2 separate regions of the Homo sapiens genome follow, and region 2 is linked to region 1. Evidence: chromatin contacts called from ENCODE Hi-C data. All regions are on one chromosome and are shown on one strand. Each heading gives the region's core, a stretch centred on a gene start or an enhancer-like site at or near the end of the contact. The rest is flanking DNA. Distances are from core to core; before and after follow the strand shown. Region 1 overlaps STS (steroid sulfatase). Region 2 holds the start of PUDP (pseudouridine 5'-phosphatase).

Evidence for each region. Hi-C counts contacts between places; a loop is a spot of excess contacts on that map. Pooled maps may share reads with other maps.
Region 2: a map of IMR-90 shows a loop between it and region 1 (10-fold over the local background). The contact joins the promoter of PUDP here to the enhancer-like site in region 1. A Hi-C loop is called at or near these places in 2 of 168 maps with a recorded cell type or tissue (IMR-90 and ascending aorta), 1 of 37 single-sample maps with no recorded cell type and 7 of 50 pooled maps.

What each region holds. Positions count from the first base shown.
Region 1 is chrX:7,328,919-7,334,045 of GRCh38, forward strand. It overlaps STS (steroid sulfatase), which reads left to right. Exons shown (of 11, transcript NM_001320752.2): 10 at 5,068-5,127. Among named protein-coding and RNA genes, the nearest start is that of PUDP, 180 kb to the left of the region's middle. Within about 2 kb of position 2,238, at least 6 of the 41 ENCODE cell types and tissues checked have a DNase peak (open chromatin) inside an H3K27ac peak, as active enhancers do; they include IMR-90 and ascending aorta, where a contact is called at or near this core.
Region 2 is chrX:7,144,942-7,150,068 of GRCh38, forward strand. PUDP (pseudouridine 5'-phosphatase) reads right to left here and starts at 3,212. Exons shown (of 4, transcript NM_012080.5): 1 at 3,112-3,212. The coding sequence starts at 3,172. It overlaps STS (steroid sulfatase), which reads left to right and starts at 2,771. Exons shown (of 11, transcript NM_001320752.2): 1 at 2,771-3,142. It overlaps MIR4767 (microRNA 4767), which reads left to right and starts at 2,919; the gene lies at 2,919-2,996. RefSeq lists a silencer at 2,732-3,451 and an enhancer at 3,642-3,691.

The DNA of each region.
Region 1 (5,127 bases), core at 988-3,487:
CTCCTGACCTCAGGTGATCCACCCACCTCGGCCTCCCAGAGTGTTGGGATTACAGGCATGAGCCACGACGCCCGGCCAGTTGACCTGGTTTTAAACCACAGATGTTGCTTCTGTGTTGAGGTCCTAGCTCCTGGTACTAGTCCAGCTGTAAAATGCCTTTGTCATCCTAGAGACAGCACAGGTTAGAAAACAGAAATGTGCTTCCAAGTGCCTTATGGGAATAGAATTATCACACAGTACCTTATTTAAAGCATATTGCCAACCAGGTACAGTAATATTCTTATGTATTTGTCCAGAAGACTTTGAATATCTAAAGTAGTGTTTTCCCCCAGGGGTCACTTATCAATGCCTGGAGACATTTTTTATTGTCTTGGCTCAGGGTGCTACTAAACATCCTGCAACACACAGCACAGAGCCCTACTGCAATGATTATCTTACCCATTATGTCAGCGGTGCTGACGTCGAGAAATCCTACCCTGAAATTTATTATTGCTCTTTTATGGAAAATGTTGTTATAATGGAAAATCCCATCAAAACTTTTCAATAAAAGCATCTAGACAATACCCTCACATCTATATCCATCTATAAATGTGATACACAGATGTCTGCCCTTTAGAAAATAGTCTTAACTCCTTCCTGCTCAGAGTGGTGCAAATAAGCTTTCTCAGCTCCCTGCTAGAGAGATATTAAATTTGCATTTCTCAGGAGAAGAAACTCATTCAGACGGTTGGACCCAAGCTGTTTGATGAGCACTTAACAAAGTGCCTTTGCTTCTTTCTGCGTTTTGTTTGAAGAAGATAACTTCTGTTCAGCAGACCTCCATTCTTCACGCACTGTCCTGTAATTCTCAGGAAGCATTTTGGATCTAGTGGGAGTCCTTCATGGCCAATCAAAGCATGGTGGGAGATCAGAAGCCCGTGGATCCAAGGTTTCTACTTAAGCCAAAAGAAAGGTAGTCCGGAGGAACACAGGAAAGATTGTTGTTGTTGTTGTTGTTGTTCTGTTTTTGTTTTGCAGCATCTTAACACTGCAGTGAGAATAATTCTCTAATTCAACCCTATGATGTGCTTACGTGAGATTTCTCTCTGGCAGTGAATTTTTCCTTCATATGCACGTTAGTGATTCATTTTCATTCAGTGGCATGACTTATCAGAAGAAATTTCAGTGTCCATCACCCTGGGCATATTCAGAAAAATTATTTCCCTCCAGGTCTCCAAATAAGCTGATTTTGGAAATAAATGGAGGACAACCTTTTGTGTTACAAAAGGCAGCAACAAGGACTTACAAAAAAGAAGAATCGAATATCTAAATGTATTAATTCATTAACATGAAAATTCTTTCTGTGGGTCTCATCTTTGCAAGCAGATACAATATTGCCATAGTATGAGTATGACCATGCCCCTTCCTAACAAGGTATTAACATCAGTAATAGAGAATGGCAACAAGCCATAGTTGGTTACACCTTTTGGAAAACATCAACATTTTAACCATAGACCCTTCAGCTGGGATGCAAGGAAACAGAGTGCTGGCAACCTCAAGAATCAAATTTTAGAGGTGAAATATTTAGAGCTTGTGGTCCATAATTAAAACAAAATTTGACTTCATTTTTTAAAGTTACAAAAACAAATTAATGCTTTAATGCTTAACACACTTTTGTCTAATGGAGACAAGGAATGGATTTAGCTGACTTCTCCCAGTAACTTTTGCTGACTTACAGTTGAGCCACTAGAGAAGACCTTTTCAATAGAGTGATACAGATGAAAAAGTCAGTGAGCTGTATCTGCTTTACATTAGTTTTGCAGAACTAAAGGTGACTCTCTTCATGGGAACAATCCCAAGTTTGTGTGTGTAACCACTTATACTGATCTTGCTTTCTGTTCAACTATGGCAGAGGGTTTAATGTTTACAAATGGAAACATATTTTTCTGAATTGTGATAATAACTTTCTGAATACTTAAGATTCCCTTTAATTTATTACAGATATATGTACTTTCTCCTAAAGATGTTTCCTTAACTATGACTGTCTACATTGAAATCATTGCCATTTGTATATCAAATAAGCTGCTCACCAACATTGTGCCCCAAATAAGCTTCTCTGTTAGTCTCCAAGACCTTACCTTCTGTATCACCCCAAACCTTTTCTTTCTCTTATGATCCTTCAGTCCTTGGCCTGGCAATTTGGCCAGGCAAAGGGCGCGTGGGAAGGACATCCCACGTGGAGGGACGAGGATGTTGAAAGCCTCAGAGCTGAGAGAGAGCACAGCACATTCTTGGAGGAATGACGTCAATAGGGTTCAGGGAAGGTTTCCAGAACATGCCCTTTTTAATTATGTAAAAATTGTCTGTATGGTATTTAACTTGACCTGAAATTTTGACACAAGGGTACCTTGCAAACAACCTGTTAATAGCGCTACCATCATTGTCAGTCAGGAACCCAAGGAGAATAATTTCACCTTCCAAATTAAAAACACTCCCAAACACTCCCTTTTCCACCAAGAGCCATGAGGGCACTAGGGCAGAAAACACATTCAGTTTTTTTTAGCATTGGCTGTTATGCAAACATGCTACAAAAACTTGAATTAGTTTGCAAGAAAAATCCCGTTAGACTGTTTCCAGAGAAAACAGCAATGCTTTGAGTCACTTTGAAAGTGGATTGGCCCATCTCCCCCAGAACACGACATTCTAAAAGCATTTTTGTACTAGCAGCGTTAATGGAAATGTGCTGTTCTCTGGGTTATTGCCATAGTTAACTGCGAATCCCACAAGTGGTTTAAGACAATCCCAAATATTTCGATAGCTTAGACACCACTTAAAAGTTTAGCTCAACAGGGTCACTTTCCATTTTTCATGGCAGAAATGAGGCTTCCTTTGACAGACCATATTTCTGCAGCACTGTTAAATGGTGGCTTTCCATAGCAGCGTGATTTATGGCCTGCCTCTAGGAAGGACCACGTTAGGTGTGGGATATTAAAAAAAAAAAAAAAAAAAAGTCTATCTCCACTTTGGAAGAAAAATAGAAAAATAAGTTTGCAGAATAAACTTTGTGCCCCTCCTTTAAAAAAACCTCAAATATTTCATTTTTAAGTAAGAAAAAATAATTATAAGACTTGGAGTCTTATTTTGTTTTAGTTAAATCCCCCTTTCCTATAATCATGATCAATTTCAGTTATCAAATACTGATCTTGGCCAAGGCCGGAGGAGAGCTTGAAGCCAGAAGTTCAAGGCCAGTCTGGGCAAATCGCTCCAAAAAAAAAAAATGAAAAATAGCTGGGCATGGTGGCATGTACCTGTAGTCCCATGTACTTGGGAGGATGAGGCAGGAGGATCGCTTGAGCCCAGGAGGTCAAGGCTGCAGTGAGCTATGGTCGCGCCACCACACTCCAGCCTGGATGTCAGAGCAAGACCTTGTCTCTAAAAAAAAAAAAAAATCGAAAAATACTGATCTTAAGACAGCAATTCCATCTCTCATGTTCTTATATCACAATATCACATGATGAATTTTGTTGGCAGATGGAAAAAAAAAAAAAAGCCAGATTCAAAAAGTAAAATTCTAGCTTGTGTCCCAGAAAATGGGGATTTCATCTTGCTTTTGGGGAGTCATTGAAAGACATTCTCCCTGCTTGGGGAAGGATAGAAATCCTCTGTCCCTCGTCTCTCCCCTTCAGGTCACTTTTCACCACTGGGGGCTTTTCCTGGTCTAATTCTCATGCCTGCCCACTTCCTCTCTTACTTCTTCCTTCCTTTCAGCTTTATTTGGGATCTCATAAAGGCCTGAGTCTTTCTTGAAAGGAATTTGAAAAGAACCACGCACAATGACTGCCATTTCGGGATGGAAACAGTATTTCAGGGCACACGCTGTGTCTCAATAGAACTCTCTCTACGGTGTTTCTTTTTCTTCCCCTCGTGGTTCACAGGAACCTTGGTTTGAGAAGTGAGCCAAGCCAGTCTTTTGTTCTTATTTTTACTTATGATAATAGAATATTTTCAGTCTGCAGACTTCTGCAGAGTGCATGATTAATAACAAGGGTTGAGACCGGAGAAGTGCTAACAACAAGGCTATAATTACATTATAGGTTTTTAGTGACAACAAAATAAACCATGGGAGAAAGCTCAAGGGACATAGGACCTCTTAAGCACACTTACCAAAATTGTACAGCCACGCCAAACTTCCAGTTTCTAAACGCCTTGTAACAAGAGATGGCAGGGATGTAGTGTTTTTAATCAGAGAAAGAAAATCCTCAAGTTAAACACTCACCCTTTCAAAATAATTATCTGCCTCTCATTTTGATGGCAATGGCCTAATGGTATCATGGCTTCAATTTCTCATGTAGCTGTTAATTTATGTTTAATGCAAAACACAATTTTATACCTTATTCCTTTCTTCAAACTATAAGTAATCTTATTTTGCTCATCACCAACTGCATATGTCTTATTTTCTTGGCCTAGTTAGATACCCAGTAGTAGAGGAGATATATTTTCATTTGGGAATAATCCGTTCCCTGGTTATTTAATGGTATCATTATTATTATATATACATTAATTCATTCTAAGGAGAAATTTGCATTCATTGCAGTCTACGAATCCAAGTTGCCTCATGCAATATAGTATCTTTTTATTTTAATCCCAAATTGTCAGGTGCCCATCTTTTCAGCAGGCCTGTATGTCATGAATAAAGCTTTCCCTTTGATCAGGCAATAGACAGAAAATTGTGTTTTGGAGAAGCAAGAGGAAGAATAAGGGTATGAATGCCAGATCAGCTGGATTTCAATCCCATCAGTTCTTACTCGTCCCATGACCTTGGGCAAATTACTTAACCTTTCTGTGCCTCTGTTTTCTCATCTGTGCAGTGGGGATGACAGTAGTTCCAGCTCATGGTGCTCTTTGCAGATGTAATGAGATAATGCACGGACAGAGCTGGGATCAGTGTGTTGCACAGGGCACCCAGGTGGGGTCAGTCTTCTTTGTATTAATTACGACTGGAGCTCCCTCATGCTCTTATTGGTTCAGAAGGACATTTGAGAACACAGGACTGATTCACGTCTTGATGCCTGGCTGTTTATCCCACAGGATCATTGATGGACGTGATCTGATGCCCCTGCTTGAAGGAAAAAGCCAACGCTCCGATCA
Region 2 (5,127 bases), core at 1,962-4,461, 180 kb before region 1:
TTCTTAACACCCACCCTCTGCCTGACCCTCCCAGCATAGCCATTATCAACAGACATCTTGGGTTGCTCCACAAAGACCTAGACCCATGCTGTCCAAGCCAGTAGCCACCCACCAAATGAGGCTACAGAGTGCCTGAAATGAGGCTAGTTCAAACTAAGATGTGTTGTATGTATAAAACACACACAGATTTTGAGGACCTAGTATCAAAATTAATGTCAAACACTTCAAAGATTTTCTTATACTGACTTTGTATTAAATAATATTTTTGATACATTAGGTTACATAACATACATCATCCAAATCAATGTCATCTGTATCTTTTTACTTATTAAAAATTGCTCCCCAAAATTTTTACCTGGCTCAATTCTATGAGACAGAACTGCTCTGGACAACAAACTGTCTTCTCTTTTAAAGAAATTGGGACCATCTTTTGTGTTCCTAATTTCAGTTATTTACAAACAGAATAATCTTCCCTGTCCAGCTGCTGAGATACTGTTTAATAATTGTCATCTTCTTATTTCAAAATCATCCCAGTTTTTAACTAATCCCACTCCCCTACTCTCTTTCTCTGAATGGCATTTGAGAGCCAAAATTATTAATATTACCTAAATCATAACTGACTCTTACCTTGGTCATGAGAAACAGAAACCGAAGTGTATTTTTTTTTTTTTTTAAAGGACAACTAACAGCATCGTGCATGTCAAAAGCATGGGAAAGTGTCCTGGCTTTCTTCCTGGTCAACATTTCCTCTAAAATCTCCATTTACTTCCTCATTCTCCTCTGATTAAACAATCTTCTCCTCTAATGTTAACAATCCTCCATGAAACTATTCGTTTTCAATTTTACTTCCCCAAGTATGCAAGTATTGGGGCTACATAGACAAACAGAACTTCCTAGAAAAATGCATTCAAAATTCCCGAAAAACAGACCTATTGTAAAATAACTCATTATAAATTGATAGTATATTGTTATGCAAACAACAGATACACTGAAGTGAGGTGCTAAAGAATGACAGCAGGCATAATCTGGTAGATTAAATTAAAGTGGCACATCTTGGAAAGCTGTGTTTTATATTTACACATTTGGTGAAAGAATGGGATAAACAAAGGTATATTTCCAAGAAAGTTTTGCAAGGCCTTACCACCTCAAAGAAGAGGTAGGGCAGGAAAGGAGGAAATGGGCAGAAAATGAGGGGGGGGAATAAAAAGAAGCAGGGCTTATTTTTCCAAATAGCACTAATTCTTGGTTATCTGACTAGATCAGAGGATTGGGTAACAATGTGAGGTCAATGCTTGTAATGCCATTTAAGTCACATTCATCACTTCAGGGCATGGCTATGTGTGAATCTAGAATCAGAATTAGGCACCAAGCTCATTTAGAAGTTTAATAAATTTAATTTTAATGAGACATCTTGTTTGGTATTAAAATTCATGAGACTCCCAGAACAGGTTCTCTGGACCTTTATTAGAGGATAAGAAATTTATTTGACAATTTAACTTTTTGACCACCGGAGTAGGAAAATTCATGTCTACAAACTATACCTATGTATCCCACAAGCTTTCTGAAATTGAGTCATTTCAAATTTAGTAGCTGCATACACCGTTGGCTCCAATTAGTGACCTCTACGGGGATTTTTTTTTTCCTTTGGAATTCATCAGTTTACACCTCTGTGTTCATAAAATGAAGAGAATGGTTTCTGCATGCCTTTTTAAAAGGAAACACTGCTAGGGAATTACCCAGCAATATGATGAGCAGAAACAAGGTCACATTCACAATTTAAGATGAGCTCAACATCATTTATATTTAGAACTGGATCAATCCAGAATCGTTTCTCAGCTTGGCTTATTAGCTGTGTGACCTTGGGCAAGTAGCTTTACCTCTCTGAGCTGCAGGGTTTTTTTTTTTTTTTTTTTTTTAATTAGTGACATGCAAATACTTCCTCCTAACTTGCAGGGTTTTGAAATGAAGGAATGATATACGTAACCAAGCAGGTCAGCTGTCTACAAAGAGTATGCAGACATGTTTATAGATATATGAAGCCTCCTGGTGATTATGTGTCATAGTGTTAACTGTGTCAAGGCTTTCGGTAGAGCTCAGCATAGTTCTGTCTTGAGTTAAAAACAGGGTTTTATTCTTTGAATTCTACTTGAATTCCTCTTGGCTGGTGAAGTTCACATGTGCTAAGACTGACTACCTTAGTACACTGCCAAGGGTTTCTTAATGCCTCGGATTGATAGAGCAGCTGTTCTCAAACGTTCACGCGCTTAAAATGCAGATTCTGATTGGGCAGGGGTAGGGTGGGGCCCCAGCTTCTACATTTACAAGTAGCCCACAGGTGATGTCCCCGGTGCTGGTCACCCTAGGCAGCCAGGCCACTTGACGGACCTTCTGTGCCTCTACACTGTTGACGGCGCGGGATAATTCCTTATGGTTGCATAGGGCACTCCTGTGCACTGCGGGAAGTTTAACAGTATCACTGGTCTGGACTCCACTAGATGCCAGTGACCCCATCACTCCTCGCCAGCTGTGACAGCCAAAATGTCTCCTGACATCGCCATTGCCAGATGCCCTCAGGGCTGCAAAACCGCCAGGTAGAGAACCGCTACCATGCAGGATGCTACCATCAAAGTGCGCCCACAGCAGCAACCTTGGAGCAGGCAGGCAAGTATCCTCCAGGCTACTTTGCAGACGGGGAAGCTGAGGCTGGGCACCGCTCAAGGTCGCACGCATGCGTAACCGAAAAGAGAGCGCGGAGGTCCCGCCGCGCCTCGCTCTGAGGAGAGGACGCGGAGCCGCGCGCCCGCCCGGTGGACCCCAGGGACTGCTCCCACGTGCTCCGGCCCCACGCGCGGGCCGCCGACCGGAAGCGGGTGCTGGGGCCGCGTAGACGCCGCGGCCACGCGCGCCCGCCAGCCCGGACATGGGCCCGCGGGCGCTCCTGGCCGCCGCCCGACTTCGGGGCCAGCCGGGGGCAGAGCGCGCGGGAGCCCGAGCGTCCCTGCATGAACACCGCCCCGCCGCGGCCCCCAGGCCGTGACGTACCCCGCGCCGACCGTCCCCACGCCCACACAAGACCGCCCTTACTGGAGGCGGCGGCTGCACACTACCCACCCAGAAGAAGTCCGTCCATGTCAAAGATGAGGTGGGTGACGGGCTGCGGGGGCGCCGCCATGGTGGCGCCTTCTGGGTCTGGGTGGGGGCGAGGAGGAAGTGCGCGCGCACCCGCCCGCCCCGCGCACGCGCACTGAGGACCTTCTCGCGCGCCCGGGGTCGCTCTGCGCACGCGCCTTCCGCGGCCCCTCGCCCGGCTCCGAGCCCGCGCGTCCTGGGCTGCCTAGTGGCGCTCCGCGCACGCGCACCTTGGGCTTTCGCCGCAGCTGTAGCTGCAGACCCGGGATGCGGCGCGGGCCGGCGCTGTATGTTTACCCGCATCAATTCCTCCTCACTTCACACCCGGAATCGGGCCAAGCTACTCAGCCAGCGGCCGCGCAGAGCCGAGGCCCTCGTCTGGGGACAAATTCAGTGCTTGAGTTTGGATCAGGGGTGTGAATGAGGAAGGAGGGACAGTACAAGGGGCTGTAGAGTGGGGAAAGGGGATTGAAGATGCTCAGGGTGGTATCACTTCTAGCCATCAGGTTGCAGACAAATGGCCTTGGTCAGGAGGTCCCTGGGTGGGTTCGCCCGAGCCCCCAGTCCCTGGACCGTGGGTGGGTTTTTCTCAGTTTCGCTTGCCCGCCTCCTTGCGGTCCTGGACCGCGACTTGAACCGGCAGCCGCGCATGCGCAGTGTGCGGAGAGGCTGCACAACCTCCGTGCCTGCATCTCTGAGCATCCCAGGCTGGTGCATTGTCCCAGAGCAAAGCCAAGCTGCTCAAGGAGGATGCTGAAATAATACTAACAGTCAACATGTCTTGCTGGTTGTGCCTTCTTAGGTATCATCTGTCTTTTGGGCTGCTCTGAGTTTTCTTTCTTTTTTAACTTTTCAAATGCCACCTAAACAGCTTTCTTTTTTTTTTTTCCCGTTTGCCATCGTCAAAAAAATACTTTTTTGTCCCTGTTTCTATTTCGTGTTCGTTTATGTGGTATATTCACGTTTAAGGAAAAGGATTGGACCTTTTGAGAAGCGGAAATAGGAGAATTTCAAGACTTTAAAAACGTGAGGGTGTGCTGGGCGCAGTGGCCCACACCTGTAATCCCAGTACTTAGGGAGGCAGAAGTGGGAGTTGGGGGAATAGTTTGAGCCCAGAAGTTTAAGAACTGCCTGGGCAATATAGCGAGACCCTGTTCTCCACAAAAGGGGAAAAAGACAAAAAAAAAAAGGTGTAAACATGAGAGTGTATTTCTAGTTTAGTGCAGACATAGTGGACAGGGGCATGCCTGGATTCAGCAAGAATTATTATCTATGATAGACAAAGTGCACCTGTGTCTGTTTCCTCCTGGGTAAAATGGAGGTGATAAAGGAGGTGAGGCAGGCCAAGCCCTTAGTACCAGTGCATAATATATAGTCAATAAAATTATGTGTTCTTAGAGGTGGTACTATAAGAGAGCTTCCCCCATTTAATGCAATCGTGATTTCCCTTTGAGGACACGGGATTTCAGAGAAGGCAATTTATGAGCAAATTAGGTAGGGACTTGCGCCTCAAATACAGTCGTTCGTGGTTTCTGTATTAGTTTACTACAGCTGCCATAGTAATATACCACAGACTAAGTAACCTAAACAGCAGATGTGTATTGTGTCACAGATCTGGAGGCCAGAAGTCCTAGATCAAGATGTCAGCAGTCTTAATTCCTTCTGAGGGCTGTGAGGAAAGGACCTATTCCAGGTCTTTCTCCTCAGCTTGAACCTGCTTTCCTTTCCCTGTATCTTGTCCTATCGTCTTCCCTCTGTGTGTGTCTCTGTGTCCAAATTTTCTCCTTTTATAAGAACACGATTCTTATTGGACTAAGGACCACCCTAATAACTACATTTTAATTTGATTACCTCTGACAAAATCCTGTTTCCAAATAAGGTCACATTCTGAGGTAGCGGGGATGAGGACTCCAACATATATTTTTGGGAACACAATTCCATAATAGATGCATTGCACACACATAGCTGTGGTACCTACAGTAAGTATGACAGTATTTC